2 separate regions of the Homo sapiens genome follow, and region 1 is linked to region 2. A link is an interaction called in ENCODE POLR2A ChIA-PET data of the cell type or tissue named here. Cell type or tissue: HepG2. All regions are shown on one strand. Links, peaks and the distances in the headings refer to the core of each region. The heading gives the core; the rest is flanking DNA.

The links. ChIA-PET counts read pairs that join two places held together with the same protein. Peaks named below come from ENCODE experiments on the same cell type or tissue, not always from the same donor. Only the 100,000 strongest peaks of a DNase experiment are listed, where the experiment ranks them.
Region 1: POLR2A ChIA-PET joins it to region 2 with 21 read pairs; 6 of 35 experiments call an interaction of 5 or more read pairs at or near these places.

The regions. Positions count from the first base shown.
Region 1 is chr3:124,631,306-124,638,912 of GRCh38, forward strand. KALRN (kalirin RhoGEF kinase) reads left to right here. Exons shown (of 60, transcript NM_001388419.1): 35 at 1,115-1,398; 36 at 2,547-2,648; 37 at 5,903-5,998. Among named protein-coding and RNA genes, the nearest start is that of UMPS, 95 kb to the right of the region's middle. RefSeq lists enhancers at 3,515-4,016, 6,865-7,459. In HepG2, for the core only: a CTCF peak has its summit at 4,958; DNase peaks (open chromatin) are centred at 3,726, 4,076, 4,606 and 5,666; H3K4me3 peaks cover 583 bases.
Region 2 is chr3:124,580,818-124,588,424 of GRCh38, forward strand. All of the region lies in intron 34 of KALRN (kalirin RhoGEF kinase), which reads left to right. It overlaps LOC105374076 (a long non-coding RNA gene), which reads right to left and starts at 3,742. Exons shown (of 4, transcript XR_001740872.2): 1 at 3,657-3,742. RefSeq lists a silencer at 3,966-4,145. In HepG2, for the core only: no CTCF peak of the experiment used is centred there; DNase peaks (open chromatin) are centred at 2,454 and 3,814; H3K4me3 peaks cover 2,362 bases.

The sequences.
Region 1 (7,607 bases), core at 1,921-5,920, 51 kb after region 2:
CCAGCACTTTCTCCCCTGAGCTCCAGACTTGAAGGCAAGCTGCTATTCAATTTCTCCACTCAGGTATCTAATGGGCATCTCAAAGATGTCTAAACCTAAACTCCTATATTTCCTCCCTGAGTCCTGTTCCTCCTATATTCTTCCACATCTCAGGAACCCCATCCTAACCTCAGACCCAAAACCTGAGATACCCTTGACTCTTTTTTCATATCCCATACACACATAGTCTGTCAGCAATTCATATTGGCCCTTCCAGCAAAACATCTCCAGAATCTGATCACTTCTAACAACCACTAGGACCACCCTACTTCTAAACCACCAACATCCCTCACCTGGAATAGTGCAGTGGCCTCCCAACCAGTTTCCCTATTTCCACTTGCCCTCAATATAGAAACCAGAATGACCTTTAAAAATATAAGCCAGATTGAATCACTCTGGCTCAGAATCTTCCAGTGGGTTTTCACTCCAGGTAAAAGCCAGAGGCATAGCACTGGCTTACCACATGCTTGTTGACCCAGCTCCCAGTAGCTTTTCTGACTTCCTTTCTTACTGATCCCCCCGGCTTACTCCACCAAGGCCACCCCAGGCCTTGCCTTGGGACCTTTGTGTTTGCTCTTCCGCCCAGAAGGCCCTTCGCCAGATGGCGTCACCACCACTAGGCCTTGGCTCACATGTCATGTCATGAGACTGGCCCTGATCACCTCTTCAATCTGCACCCCCTTTTCCAACCCCAGCACTCCCTAATCCCTTCCCGTACTTTGTGTTTTGATGTAGCACTTCTCACCACCTGTCATACTTTTCATTTTGCTTATTTTATTTTTATAGTCTATTATATGTGTTTCCCACCAGAATGTAAACTCCGCGAAGGCAGGAGTTTCTGTCTTCTGCCCACTCCTGTATCCATAGTACCGGGAATGGTGCTTCATACTTTAAAAATTGAGTGAGCGTTTGCCTTTCTTACTGTTGTTGAGAGGGTTCTCTGGACTGGGGTCTACAGCTGGCCTGGACATTCTGCCTTGTGTCCTAGCTTCCTGAGGATGGAGCTGTCTCAGTCCCAGGTTTGCGGCCTGCCTTCACCACCTCTGACATGGCTGTGTCTGTCCGTTTTCCTCAGATGCATACTCTCATTCCTCAAGCGAGAATGGAGGCAAGTCCGAGTCCGTGGCCAACCTGCAGGCCCAGCCCTCCCTGAACTCCATCCACAGTTCCCCGGGTCCCAAGCGCTCCACCAACACTCTTAAGAAGTGGCTGACGAGTCCTGTGCGTCGGCTTAACAGCGGGAAGGCAGATGGAAACATCAAAAAGCAGAAGAAAGTTCGCGATGGTCGGAAGAGCTTTGACCTGGGATCTCCCAAGCCTGGGGATGAAACAACCCCTCAGGGAGACAGCGCTGATGAGGTACTTACAGGGGGCCCTGGAGTTGTCCATCAGGAGGGCCTTCTGACATGTCTCCTTCCTCAGGTTTTGTCAACTAGGCCATCTCAAATCTCCATTAGTGTGTTACCTTGAGCCTAAGTGATTTGGATTCTTTTTATTCTTAAGACATTGGCCAGTTTGATTTGTGGCTGATTCAGAAGCTGACTAGCCCCTAAGACTTCCAGCAGACAGAAACCATTTGCCAGATTTGGAGATAGGACCTGGGCCTGAGGGGAGTCATTTGGTCATTAGTTCCCTACCTCTACTAAGGACTACATTAAAACCAGCTAGACCTGTTTAGATTTAGAATAAAAGAATGAAGATTGTTTCATTTTGAAAACAGGACTGTGCTGGGAGATTGTAGCTGTTTTCAAGTCTCTTGAGCAGTGCCACACATCAAAAGGAATAGATCATCCAGAGTTACTCCAGATAACTATGATGAACAGATGAAGATTACAATAGGCAGGGTTTCCGCTCAAAGAAAAAGTTTAATCTAGGAGTCAGTCAGTGATTAAATGGGCCTTCATGAAAACTAATGAACGCCCATACTGGAAGGTTTGAGAGACTGTAGCCAAAGTTAGGCTGGATGAAGCTGAGATTCTGTAACCAAAAGACAGTGGATATGTTTTGGTTGGGGAAATGAGATACCTGTTTTATTTGGCACACAATCCTGCTCTAATCACTGATGTGGCTAAGAAATTCTTTGTGATGTGTAACTGGACCCCCTCTTGTTGTGATTTTATGCTACCTGCCATTTCTCCCTCTGGAAATGGCAGCTAAGCCTGGCGGCATTTGGGCTATGGTTTCATAGCCCTACAAAAATGTAAAAGTTAGGCTCTCTCTGACTACTTCCAGCTTTTTCTTTTCTTGCTAATCGATAAGATAGATAGTTTCTGGTTTTGCTTCTTTTTGGGGGTGTGTGTGTGTGTGTGTGTGTTCCCCACTGGTGCTCACTCTCATTTGAAATAAGCAGGTGTATCCATGTATCAAAAGAGGAAATTGCGACTGAACAGTTAAGAGTGAGTTGAGAGAGGAACTCTCCTCCTATGTATTATTTTTGTTAATGTCAAGTCCAGAACCACTGGCATGTTTGTGACACAGTAACTAATGCTGCTCTTTTGTTCTAGAAGAGCAAGAAAGGTTGGGGTGAAGATGAGCCGGATGAAGAGTCACACACACCCCTCCCACCACCTATGAAGATTTTTGACAACGACCCTACACAGGATGAAATGGTAGAACTTCTTTACTTGCTCACTTAAAAGAGCAACGTGCCGTGCGTGATTTTGTTTTTTGTGTGTGATGGGGGTAGTCATACTCTTTCTCCCATGTTATCTCGTCGTCCACATGAATCCATGTTGATACCAATTGTGTCTCTATTTGGTAGGTGTCCCTTCCCCAACCCTGGAGGTCCAACTTCATTCTAGGCAGTGGAGGGGGTGTGTGCAGAATTCTCAAAGTGGGAATCTGCCTGGTGTCTTGTCCTGTTGATAAAGGGTAATGGCTCTGTCTTTGGAAGCAGCACATCCTAAAAGGAGCAATTCCAGGTAGTTCCAGTCCACAACCATTTTGTCGTACCTGACTGTACAACCTGCATGTTAGTTGTTTTCCCTATAGTCAACTCTAAACTCTAACTAATGGTAGCTACCAGTCAAGCCCAGTGTTGGTCAAATTTTGCAATGACGGTATGAGGAATGAAGATGCTGCTAAGGGGAAGTTATTGTCAAAGGTGGGCAAACTTAATATGCGAAATTGCCTGACTTTGCTTTGCAAGATTCCCCGGCCCGCTGGCATGCATAGGCTCACTGGTATTTGAAATATCGATGCCCCCTGTGTCTCCAGTCACCCGGTGATCATCCCAGTTGTTCTGGAGCAGAAGCGTAGGTTAGACGTGCTTCCAGGTACTGACCCGAGGCTTGGGGCAGCTTTATGTTCTCCCTCACTTGTCACTCAGTCTCCTTGCAGCTCTGCTTTCACATCACCTTTTTTTTTCTGCCTTAAGTGTTGCTGATTCTCTTAGACTCTGGACGTGGAAGCGGCAGGTTTGGGTTTTGACTGTATGGCACTTTCCATTTGCTTTTTCAAGTGCTGTTTTGTTGCAGTGGTGGTAGTGGATGTGGCAGCTTGTCTACCTGTCCCTCCAGGCTCTCCTGTGCTCTCTAGTGCTCTGCCCTGTAGTGGGACAGCCTCCTGCGGGTGTGTCCTTTCTGGTGACATCTCAGTTCTTATTTTAATTCTCTCTGCTTTGCATTTGAATTGTTAACCCACAGACATTAACTGAAGTCTTCCTCTGTGCTAGGCCGGAAGGACAAAGTCTAGGGACTCTGAGATGTGGCAGCTGCCCCCATGATGTGACTCACCTAGTCGTGGCCCCTCCTAGGTGATGTTGGTGGCCCTGTCTTCAGGGCCAGCTCTTTGACTCTGGATTATTGGGAAGAGACATAGTAGGAAGGCTGGTGTTATACCATCCTGGGTTCCTGAGACAGAAGTGCTGGTGCTTCACCTTGAGATGGAAATGAGACCTGCCTACTTGTAATGTATTTTATAAACAGCGATCATGGCCTAAGGAGTAGGGTGCCCATGTCTCACACAGCCCTCTGTGCAAGGGCCCCACTTGCATAAGGTCACCACCTTCTCTCTCTAATTCCCTCAAACACAGCTTGTTTACAGAAATGGATGTTACATTGTTTCTGGATAATTTTTAACCCAGAATTCTGACTTACCTTTATTTGTGTAGCCTTTTCCTTATGCAGAAATGGGGCAGATGGCAACAGTCTCCTTTCAGATACATGAACTCTCCTTATTCCTGCTTGTTTGATTTCTGTATGTTTTTTATAAATGTTTGGGAGTGGGATGAACTTCAGAGCATCTAGCAAATGGAGTTGGATGTATTAAAACAATTTTTACAACACTGTCAAAGGAATTTTTAAAAGTTCACCGTTGTAATATTGTGCAATTGTCTTCTCCTTGTTTCCTTCTAATCTTTTTCTTATGTGTGTACGTTTTACTTTTACAATTATAATATGCATATGTTGTGTCCAATGTTTTATTTACTACCATTTCCTAAAATTGCATGAATTTTTTTCTTCCTAGCTGTAATTTTAATAGCTGGAGAAAATTTTGCTTATTTGCTGTTCCATAATGTGTTTGATCAGCCTGTTGGGGACATCCTAACAGGGTGTTTCCATTGTTTGCTACTATGGCTAATACTACTACATACAGATCACTGTGTATATACAGCATTTGTTCTTTTGACTTCTGTCCTTGGAATAAATTCCCAGGAGTAGGATTACTAGATTAAAAAGAGGATAGCTTGATTTTCCACATGGACGTAAGCTTTTTCCTGCAGTCCCCAAGAGAGGAAAAAGAATATTGTTATATCTTCCTTAATTATAATTATTTTCCTCCCATCTCAGAAGCAAAGACTTAATAAAGTAACTTAGATTAGATGAGAAGCTTCATTTTTGAAACTTTCTCTCTAACCCAAGGGGCAAACTTGAAGGAGCCTATGTCCTGGCCTTGGGAACACCACTGCCCCCTGCTCTGATAAGCTGGAAGTAAAAGCACACACAAACGGTGCAGGGTTAACTATTTCTCCCCCAGTTTCTTCTCAGGTAGAAGAAGGAAGAAAAAGCCAAACAAAAAACCACCATCCTTCAGTGAGCAGGAAGCCCCAAACCATTGACCACACAAACAACCACATGGACAACTCCTCACTGCTGGTGCAGGGGAAAAGGGACACAGGGAGGTCCTGGAGTCGTCTCTCTTTACTATGAACAGGGTAGTTCCTAGCTGCTTCAGGACTCCTGCTAAAGCCTTTTATTACTTCCTAGTGTTCCAGTTCAGGGGCCTTACCAGAGCCAGCTATGCTTTGTGGAGGGGTAAGGGTGTATGTGTGTCAGGGGCAGAGCGGGAGAGGAAGACAGAGGGAGAGAATATAGGAAGGGAGTATCTAGCTTGCTGGTCTCTAAGGGTCCTGCCCCTAGCATTTTTGCTGGACACATAATAAAGATCTATATCTAAGGCTGTAGTAAAGCAAGGACTGTTTCCCTTTTTTGGACACACTCAAGGCTGGGTTTGTTGAATCCTTCACACCCCAAAACAGCAACGGGCAGCTGTGTAGTGGCCAAAGTCTCGTTTGCCCACAGAGCAGTAGCCCCCGCCCTCCAAGCTGTTGCTGTCAGTAGGTACAACACTAGTCTGTAGGCCTCCCAGGAAGTCAGTGATTTCTCCTCTCCCCTCCTTCATAGGCTTGCCTAAGGATAGCCTAGTACCATCCATTTGCTGCTGGCTAGAATTCCTAATAAGGGGTTGGGCAGGCCTGTATGTATTACACCCACACTCTTCTCCCTCTGTCACCTCTTCCGTCTAAACACAGAACTTTGCTTCCCTTCCCTGGCTTGAGCTTTGGACTTTCTGTTTTATTTCCTGATCACTGTTCCTTATTCTTTGCTAATCTGCTTTTCCTCTGCTGCCCGATGTCTTGCAGTCCTCCTCTTTGCTAGCAGCCCGGCAGGCTTCCACTGAAGTACCTACTGCTGCAGACCTTGTCAATGCAATAGAAAAGTTGGTCAAAAACAAGCTGGTAAGTGGGGGTCCTGGAGGCAGTTCTGTGTGTGTCTCACCTTCACACTGCTCCAGGCTTGCATCTGTCTGCCGTTTTCTCCTTTGCACCTGTCCTCATTCTTCCTATGTGATTGCAGCTAATGATGGTTTCTAAAAAGCTGTACCCCAGAGTCCTTTTTGACTTTGTTTGGGAATGGGTATAGGGAATTAATACATCATTTGGGGGCTGCAGTGTTGATGAAAGTTGAAAACTATTCAAGACAAACTCACCTCATTGCAAGCCTGATCCAGCGGCCCACAGGCAAGTGGCATTCAGTCAGTGATTGATATGTATTTGGTTAGCCCAGAAGCTAGTACACCGCGATGCTGAGACCCAGAACACACTGATTGGATATTTGACAGCACTAGGAAATTTTATGGGGACTTGGGTAGCCTTCCAGCGTGCAAAGTCTTTCAAAAGTAGACTGCTGATTATAAAGGGGAATGGGCAAAAGTGTGTGGATACCTCACCACAATAAATTAAGAGAGTCAGTGCCTAGCCCTACAATGGGGGGAAAAACTGAACATAAGCCACTGGCAGCCTGTCTAGCCTGTGACTGTCTCATGGACCCATCAGCCCGTTGGAGGGATAGGTGATGAGTCTGAGCAGGTTTGGGGTTTTGGCATAATGCTGGTGAAAGGGCCCCTTTTTGGATAGCTCATTAGGATGGAGCTGTTCCTCCACTCTCCTGTTTTTACATTTAAGTGTATCACCACAGGATGACAATTGGAAGCATTTTCCTTTCTTTCACTCTCATCCATATCACCCATTTAGCTTTTCCTGCAATTCTCATTAGGATAAATGTCTGTGCTTCTGCCAGACTTCTATTGGGCAGTCTTATTAATCACTTGGCCCAGGAGCTAGAGGAAAATGATGGATGCTCTCTATGGAAAGCTACCTAATAATTTTGACTATAGTAACTCCCTTTTCAGATATCCCAGCATATACTATATGAATGAGGTTTAATACATATGAGTTTATTCTTTTCCTGCTAAATTTTCCTTTCTAATTAAAAAAAAAAAAACAAAAACCTGCTGTTTTCAGTACCTAGTGTCAAACTCCTGAAAATCGTCTATTTTCCTGCCATCTTTCCTTTTCCTACCAGCAGGAGTTAAGTACTCTTCTGGGCACTACATTGACTTTCAAAGACCCCTCTCTGACTGCTTCTCACTTGCTCTCCCTCTCCACACCAACCTATATACCCTCTTCATTCTACAAATGCTGTATTTAATTTTTTTCTTAAAGTCATCCTTTTTCTTTCTTTTTTGCATTTTTTCTTTTACCATCTGAGCATGGGCCCTGAATTCATTCCTGGAGTATTGCAGTAGCCATTGCCTGCCTTTTCTCTGCTAAGTCTGCCTTCACACCCAATTGGTCTTCTGTAAACACTGCTTATTGCCTCCCTCTTGGCTACATAAGCAGTGGTCTCCAATGGGGGGGTGCCCTCAGGTACATAAGACAACTTACTGGGGTATGGGAAGAAAATATTAGAGCCTCTTTATATCATTTTAAAATGGTTTTGTGTGTGTTTTCTTATGTATATAATGATAGTACAGTAGCATAAATATAGAATTTATAAACAAGTTAC
Region 2 (7,607 bases), core at 1,497-5,496:
TCCTTGATGGCCAGGTGTGGTGGCTCACACCTGTAATCCCAGCACTTTGGGAGGCCGAGGGGGGCAGATCGCTTGAGCCCAGGAGTTCAAGACCAGCCCAGGGAACATGGCAAAACCCTGTCTCTATTAAAATAATAATAATAATAATAATAATAAAGGAAAGGAAAGGATTTCCTTGTTAGGTTATAGACATTGGCTAGTCTCATTCTGGAAGGCATGTAAGGATGGCAATGGGACTCTTGGGTTATTGGTGTCTAACCCTAGAATGAATCTCCATGATGGCCAAAAATGTGTTGACCTTGCCAACTTAAGATAGGAAGAGGTTCCTAATGGTTTTATGCCTTTAAATTGAGAGTAGGATGAATTCCTGGGTTATAAGAATTAGTAGAGGCTGGGTATGGTGGCTCACGCCTGTAATCCCAAAACTTAGATGTGCATGGTGGTGCACGTCTGTATTCCCAGCTACTCCAGAGGCTGATGCAGGAGAATTGCTTGAACCCGGGAGGCAGAGGTTGCAGTGAGCCGAGATCGTGCCACTGCGCTCTAGCCTGGGTGACAGAGTGAGACTCTGCTCAAAAAAAAAAAAAAGTATCGGTGGAAACATGCCCAGTGGATCCATTTTGCCTATAGTGGACTACTTTAGGGTCTACTGGTATTTGATTTCTAAAGTAAGAGTTGGGTCTTTCTCAAACATGTAACTCAAGCCAGTTTCAGCAGGATGAGATGTCATTAGTCTCTTGCAAAGAATTGTGACAAAAAAGTGATCCAGTGTTATCTGAACACAAAAACCAAGAGGGAAGATTTGAGTAAAAAACAAACTGGTTATTCCCCATGAAATTTTGAAGCATCTTTGAATTCCCATCATAATGCCCCCAAAGTGTAAAAAGAGAGGGATTGGGTGGGTAAACCAAATATTGAACCTTGGACCATAGCATCCATACTATGGATCACAAGCAAATAAAGTTAATTTTTACAGACAGTTTTGGTCTGGGCTTGCAAGAAAAACAAAATAGGTATTGTCTTTGGTGACATGGAAGAGAGAACTAAATAATAGTGCTGGTTGTTGTGGGTCAGAACTGGAACCCAGGATAACTATGTGAGGATTAAGGATCCTGCAGTAATTCAGTCTGGCAAAATGAGACTGACCAATTATCAGGATGGTCAGTGAATCAGGAATCTTGGGTGCAGACAACATGAGCTATTTTTTTTTTTTTTTTTTTTGAGACAGAGTCTCACTCTGTTGCCCAGGCTGGAGTGCAATGGTGCGATCTCCGCTCACTGCAACCTCCGCCTTCCGGGTTCAAGCAATTCTCCTGCCTCAGCCTCCCGAATAGTGGGGATTACAGACATGCATCACCATGCCCAGTTAATTTTTGTATTTTTAGTAGAGATGGGGTTTCACCATGTTGGCCAGGCTAGTCTTGAAGTCCTGACCTCAGGTGATCCGCCCACCTTGGCCTCCCAAAGTGCTGGGATTACAAGCGTGAGCCACTGCGCCCAGCCAACATGAGCAATTTGAACTGTAATTTCTCTGTTTTTGTATGTGTTAGAAAGAGCACCAGAGATTCATTTCCTGCTTGACAGTGACGTTCTTATGTAAACCTTGCCAAGAGAAACCATCAGGGAGATGGCAGTAGCAGAACTAGAGGGTAGATTTTTGACTTTATGTTCTACTGTTCCAAAGGGGTGAAGCTTTTTAGAGCTTTTCTTTAGAATTAAACCATTAAAGCCTCATCATAGTTTATTAATTCAGTTTCTTCAAAGGTAAAACAGGACACTACTTTACAAGGTTTTTTTATGAGGATAAATGAGATAGTATATGGAGAACATGGAGGAAACTGCTTAGCATATAAATGCTCAATAAATGTAAGCTATTATTACTCATTAGGTCATGCTTCGATCATTTACTGGTATCCCAACCATGTGGCAGATGCCTTGGCACATTTTTTTTGGGGGGGTTGAGCTGGGGGGGATGGGGTCTCACTCTGTTGCCCAGGCTGGAGTGCAGCAGCACAATCATGAGTCACTGCAGGCTTGACATCCCCAGGCTCAAGTGATCCTTCCACCTCAGCCTGCCAAGTAACTGGGACCACAGGTATGGTCCACCAAGCACCGCTCATTTATGTACTTATTCATTTATTTTTATTATTTGTAGAGACAGGGCCTCCCTGCATCGTTCAGGCTGGTCTTGAACTCCTGGGCTCAAGTGATCTGCCTTGGCCTCTCAAAGTGCTGGGATTACAGGCATGAGCAACCATGCCTGGCTGTCACATAGATAAATAAAGCACAAATCTAAGCATGGTTCCAACTGGGAAAGGAAGCCCCAAATCCTGGTAACTTTTAAAAGCCTTGTCCCATGAGTGTGTTTCTTCCAGGAAGGCATTGGTTACCTGGGTGATCAAGCTTCTGTTTTTCATTCCTCCCACAAACTTCCCTTTTTTCTGATGAATGGGCCCTCTTTATGAGTGTTGTGTGTTTCCAGCAGGCCCTTTGCCCTAAAGCTGGACACAAAGGAATGGGAGAGACACCCTGTGAGTAATACAGTGGTTCATGGAAAGGTCCCACTGATGTGGTCCAAGTGGGCTTCAAGGGGGTTGTGGAAAGCAAGCTTGGCCTTGAAACATGAAAAAGATTTAAAAGATAGGGATAGGGATATAAGTAAAGGAATGATAGGTCTACTGGGCATATTGGGCCGAGGGGATGGTGAATGGAAGTCTTGCACCGTAAGTAAGATGTTCGAAGTTTCTCTGTAGGCATTCATTCACCTGGAAATATTAAACTTCACCTCTGTAACAGGATGTTAGCCCAGAAACATGGCCTGAGAAGGGAGGAGGACTGGTTCCTCAAAGACAAGTCAAGGGGCTGTTACAAAAAGAAAAGGGGACAGTTGCCAAATAGGCAAGGAAAAAGTCTGAATCTCAAGTAGGTCTCAGTGTGGTCCTATACCAACATCAGCATCACCTGGGAACTTGTAGCAATGCAAATTCTCGGGCCCCACCTCCTACCTACTAAATCAGCAACTCTGGGAGACATCCATAGATATTTTTAAATTCTACCATCGGCTGTATGTGGTGGCTCACATCTCTAATCCTAATGTTTTGGGAGGCTAAGGCAGGAGGATCACTTGAGCCCAGGAGTTCAAGACTAGCTGGGGCAACATAGCAAGACCCGAGACCCTGCCTCTATTAAAGAAAATTTTTTAAAGAAAATCTACAACCGTGGAATATAGGAATTCTTTTACATTTTTTTTTTAAATGGGGAAACTGAAGATAAAAGGTGAAGTGACTTGCCTAAGTTCAAACAGCTAGCAGGTGGCAAAACTGAGCTTTGAAGGTTGGTTGTATGATTCCAAACCCAGAGTGTGTTTTCACGTCATTACAGTTGGAGAGCTGATCAATATGAGGCACTGTTATCATTATTAGTAATCAGCATTACACGGAAGGAAAGGAAAGGGTTGGGGACGGTGTTTTCAATACAGAGGAGGCTGTGGGGAGGGAACGGGTGAGGCTGCGAGGAAGAAAAGGGCATCCTTGAGTCTTGGAGCATCTAAGTCTGCCCCTCTCTTACCTCTTTGGCCCCATCTAGTTGTATTTTTTAAGCCAACGCCCATTGTGGTGGCCTTTGAAGGGAGGAAGTTGCACATAAGGAGTACCTACCTGTTTGGTGCCAAGGGCTCAAACTCCACCCGTTTGCCCCGTGCCCACAGCGTTGGTGCCACAGGCAGCGTTACATGAGGCTCCGGCCGCTGCTGGCCAGGTCTCCTGCCCACAGCTGGACCTTGGAACTCCGCCCCTTAGGCCCTCCCTCCCCGCCTGGCCCCTCCCCGCTTCCCAAGGTGGCAGTGGCTCCCAGTAAGTCAGAGCTGCGGCCGCGGTGCGGGGAGAGCACAGCGGGGAGGGCGGGAGCCGGCTCTCGGGCGGCGGCGCTGAAGTTTCCTTCCCGCCGCGCTCTCACCCCGGGCTGGCGCCCCGTGCCATGCGGGAGCGCTGGGGCGGCGGGGCAACATGAAGGGCGGCGACAGGGCTTACACCCGAGGTCCCTCTTTGGGGTGGCTCTTTGCTAAGTGCTGCTGTTGCTTCCCGTGTAGAGGTGAGTGGCTGTCGGCGGCCTTGGTGCCTTCTGTTAGCCAGACTGGTCGCGCTCAGCGCGAGGGAGGGTGGTAGGGAGGGAAGGGTTGGGGAGGCCTCTGGGGTAGGCGGATGGGGCTGGGGATCAGGAGGGCGGCGAAGTGAGAGAGTTTGCTGCGATCCGTTTCACAGTTTCCCAGACAGAACGCGCGCGCTCGCTGGCTGGCGGTGAGGTTCTGACTTGGATGCGGAGCTGCTGTTTGGGAACTCAGTCACCTAGCAGCGACTTTGGATGTCAGGGCGCCAGCCTGCTAGGGAGTGGGATGCGGACGCGGGGGTGGGAAGGGGACGCAGAGCCGCGTGTGTCCCTATAGTGGCGGAGAAGTACCTCACCTCTCATTTACACATGGATCTCAGCTGCGGGATTAACGTGTGACTCCTGGCTACAGGAATGTGTTTGACACCTGTCTGTACACCAGGAACTATTTTTGCCAAGTGACAATTTTCTCGTGGGACTGGAGCACATTTTTTTCTGCCTGGGTTTTCACAGGCCAGCGTGGATTTGTAGCTCCGGGCCGGAGCTTGGCTCATTAATTAACAACTCTCTCTGTGCCCAGTTAGGACTGTATTTAATTATTCTGCTAATCTTAACGTCGTGGAAGAGACTTGCAGGAAGCAACCAATTTCCCCCAAAGCAGCCGGCGAACAGGAGGGCGAGAAGGATCACAGAGGGAGGGTTCTCAATTGTGTGGCTTCTTCTGAAAAAAAAAATCAGAACCTTCCCAAATAGGATAAGCAGATGCTCCTAAGGCTGTTCATGTCACTTTAACACACGCTAGGATAGCGGGGGAAGACTGTTTTTGTGTGGGTAGAAATGAGAATGTAGCCCCCTACTTGACATTTGCCCTTTTAAAAAGTTTCACCTTTTGGGCCTCTGGCCTCCACCCCCATTTACAATACCCCACCCAGTCTCCCATCCCATCTGCTATGCAAAATCCTAATGGAACTTTCTGGCTGAGTTACTGGTGAATAAACTTCATCCAAGCCACCTTTCAGCATCCTCTGTGCCACAAACACACAACATAGCCCTGAGAAATTTTCTATCCTGAGCAGATATAAGGTTACCAAAACTAATTAAATCTGAATGACTTTTCCTGCGCGTCATTAAGGTCATAATCTTAGCATCAGATGGTCTCAATCTCTGTATTTAATTAGAGCAGCCTGGAACCGTGTGGTTTTGAGCTCTAGAAACCAGAATTCAGATGAAGAAGGAATGTGAGGGGCCAGGGACCCTCTAAGTCTGATTCAGAAACATTCAAAACCAAGGCTGGGAATTGAGGGAAAGGGGGAATAAAGCGCGGAGGAAGCAGGAAATGGCCAAGGGGAATCTGAGTGGGTGGGTTCGCTCGAAGGCTGCCCTGCTTTCCCCGCAAAGAGTTTCTCTGCAGGATTTCTTGGGAGTCCGTTTCCTGTCAGACAGAATGTGGGGGCTGGGGTGGTGCTTATCTGAAGTCCCCACAGCTGCCTCCTTGAGTCCAGATGTGTGACAGCCCTGGCTGCCCTTCAGGGTAACTCTCTGGGCGTCTTGCTGGCCCTTGCTTTGTTGAGGAATTGCCCGACTTTCACTCTCGCTGTGATGCAGGGGAGGGCTGGGGAGCTGGCTCCAGGGCCTGGTAAGTGCCTCCTGCCTAGGGCCTGTGAAGGCAGTGGCTGCTGGCTCCGTGGCTAGGAGAGGAGGCGTGCGAGTGGCTATCGTAGGAGCGGGAGCTGAAAAGGCTAGCGACCCTCAGATGAAGACTGAGGGAGTCAGAGGTCCAAGCAATGAGACCAGTTTAAAAGGGAAAAGAAGGGTGGCAAGGTGGGTGCCCGGGGCCTTCTCCTGCTTTACTCCTCACTCCCCTAGATCTGAAATGTGTGAAGATGAAAAACGGGCTCATCAGAGGACGATGGTGGGGGAGGTGAGTTAGCCACTCTCCAAAGAAAACTCCTGCCTGTGGCTAGGCTGGGGGTCGTGTCTGAGGTGTTGGGCATGCCCTGAGGCTCCCTCAGGCTCACTCTAACCGAAAACAGTCTCCACTCAGCCTGTAGGCATCAATTTGAAAACAGATTGAAAAGATAAGGTCTGTATTGAGCCTGAGTGCATGGCCCAGAGTCCGTGGACTCTTTGGGAAGAGGCTTGCCCAATTGCAACACCCAAAAGGGCTGAGGGGAGAGTCTTGAGGCTGTCTCTCAAGTGGAGGGTGTGCACTGCAGGGGACTGACTGCCTCCCTTTTCAGTTGAACCAGTTCCTCTGGTCTTAGGGAAAATACAATGGAAAGGCAACCTCCACACTCCACCTTGTAGATAAAGGCGGCCGGTTGTTTGGTCTCTATCCCTTCTCTCTCAGGGAGAACTTGGCTGTCTCCTGCGGCTTGAGTAGCTTGACTCTGAAGCAATGACTCAGAGCCCACTGCTGTGGTTCCCAAGGCAAGGGGACTTGACCATCTGACTTCCAGTCATGCAGGATTTAAAGGATACCTCCTTCTAAAGTCTGAGGAAAAGGACAAAAGTAAAAGAACCAAGAGGAAGTGGAATGTTTTGGCTATTTTTGACTTGAAGCTAAGTGAGCTACATTGGGATTTCTCTGGTGAATTCTGAGTGGTTGTAATTGTCATCACTAGGGTCAGAGTCAAGGATTTAGATAAAGTACCTGTGTGGTCTTTAAATATCACATTTGAGGAAAATATGGATGAATTTCACTGAACTTATCTTTTGATTTGGAAGAGTATGGAAAGCGACTATCTTGTATTTTTCCCTCCACCCCCACCCTCCACTTTTTTTTTTTTTTTTTTTTTTTTTGATACAGGGTCTCACTCTGTTGCCCAGGCTGGAGTGTAGTGGTTTGATCATGGTTCACCACAACCAGGATCTCCTGGGCTCCCACCTCAGCCTCCCAAGTGGCTGGGACCATAGGTGCATGCCACTACCCCAGGCTAATATTTTTATTTTTTGTAGAGACAAGGTCTCACTATGTTGCCAGGCTGGTCTCAAACTTCTGGGCTCAAGTGATCCTACTGCCTCAGCCTCCCAAAATGCTGGGATTACAGGCGTGAACCACTGCACTTAGCCTTTTTGGTTCTATTGAGTATGAGTACAGAAAGCAGGTTTGATGAAAGATGATTTTTCTTCCCTATCTTGAAACTGGTGTTGAAAGGCAGGAAAACTGAAAACCAAGGATAGAAAGGAAATAGATATCGGGTAAGAAGGAAGAAAGAAGGCAAATGCATTTATAACTGCCTTTTTGAAGGTGAAAAACAACCAAAAGTGAGATAATGGCATGCATGTGTCTAAGGGGTGATAAATCATTGATGTCACACTCTGTGGGGAGTTAGTTTTGGGATAGCTTTGACTAGCTAGACTGTCCTTCAAGCCTGAAAAAGTGGGTCAGTTCAGAAAAGATTTCAAATCACCTGGAAATTGCTAAGTTATGTATTGCACTGGAATTTGTGATCAAGGAGCCCAGAGATTTTTCTGACCTTTCTAGGTAGAAGCCAGTTTTA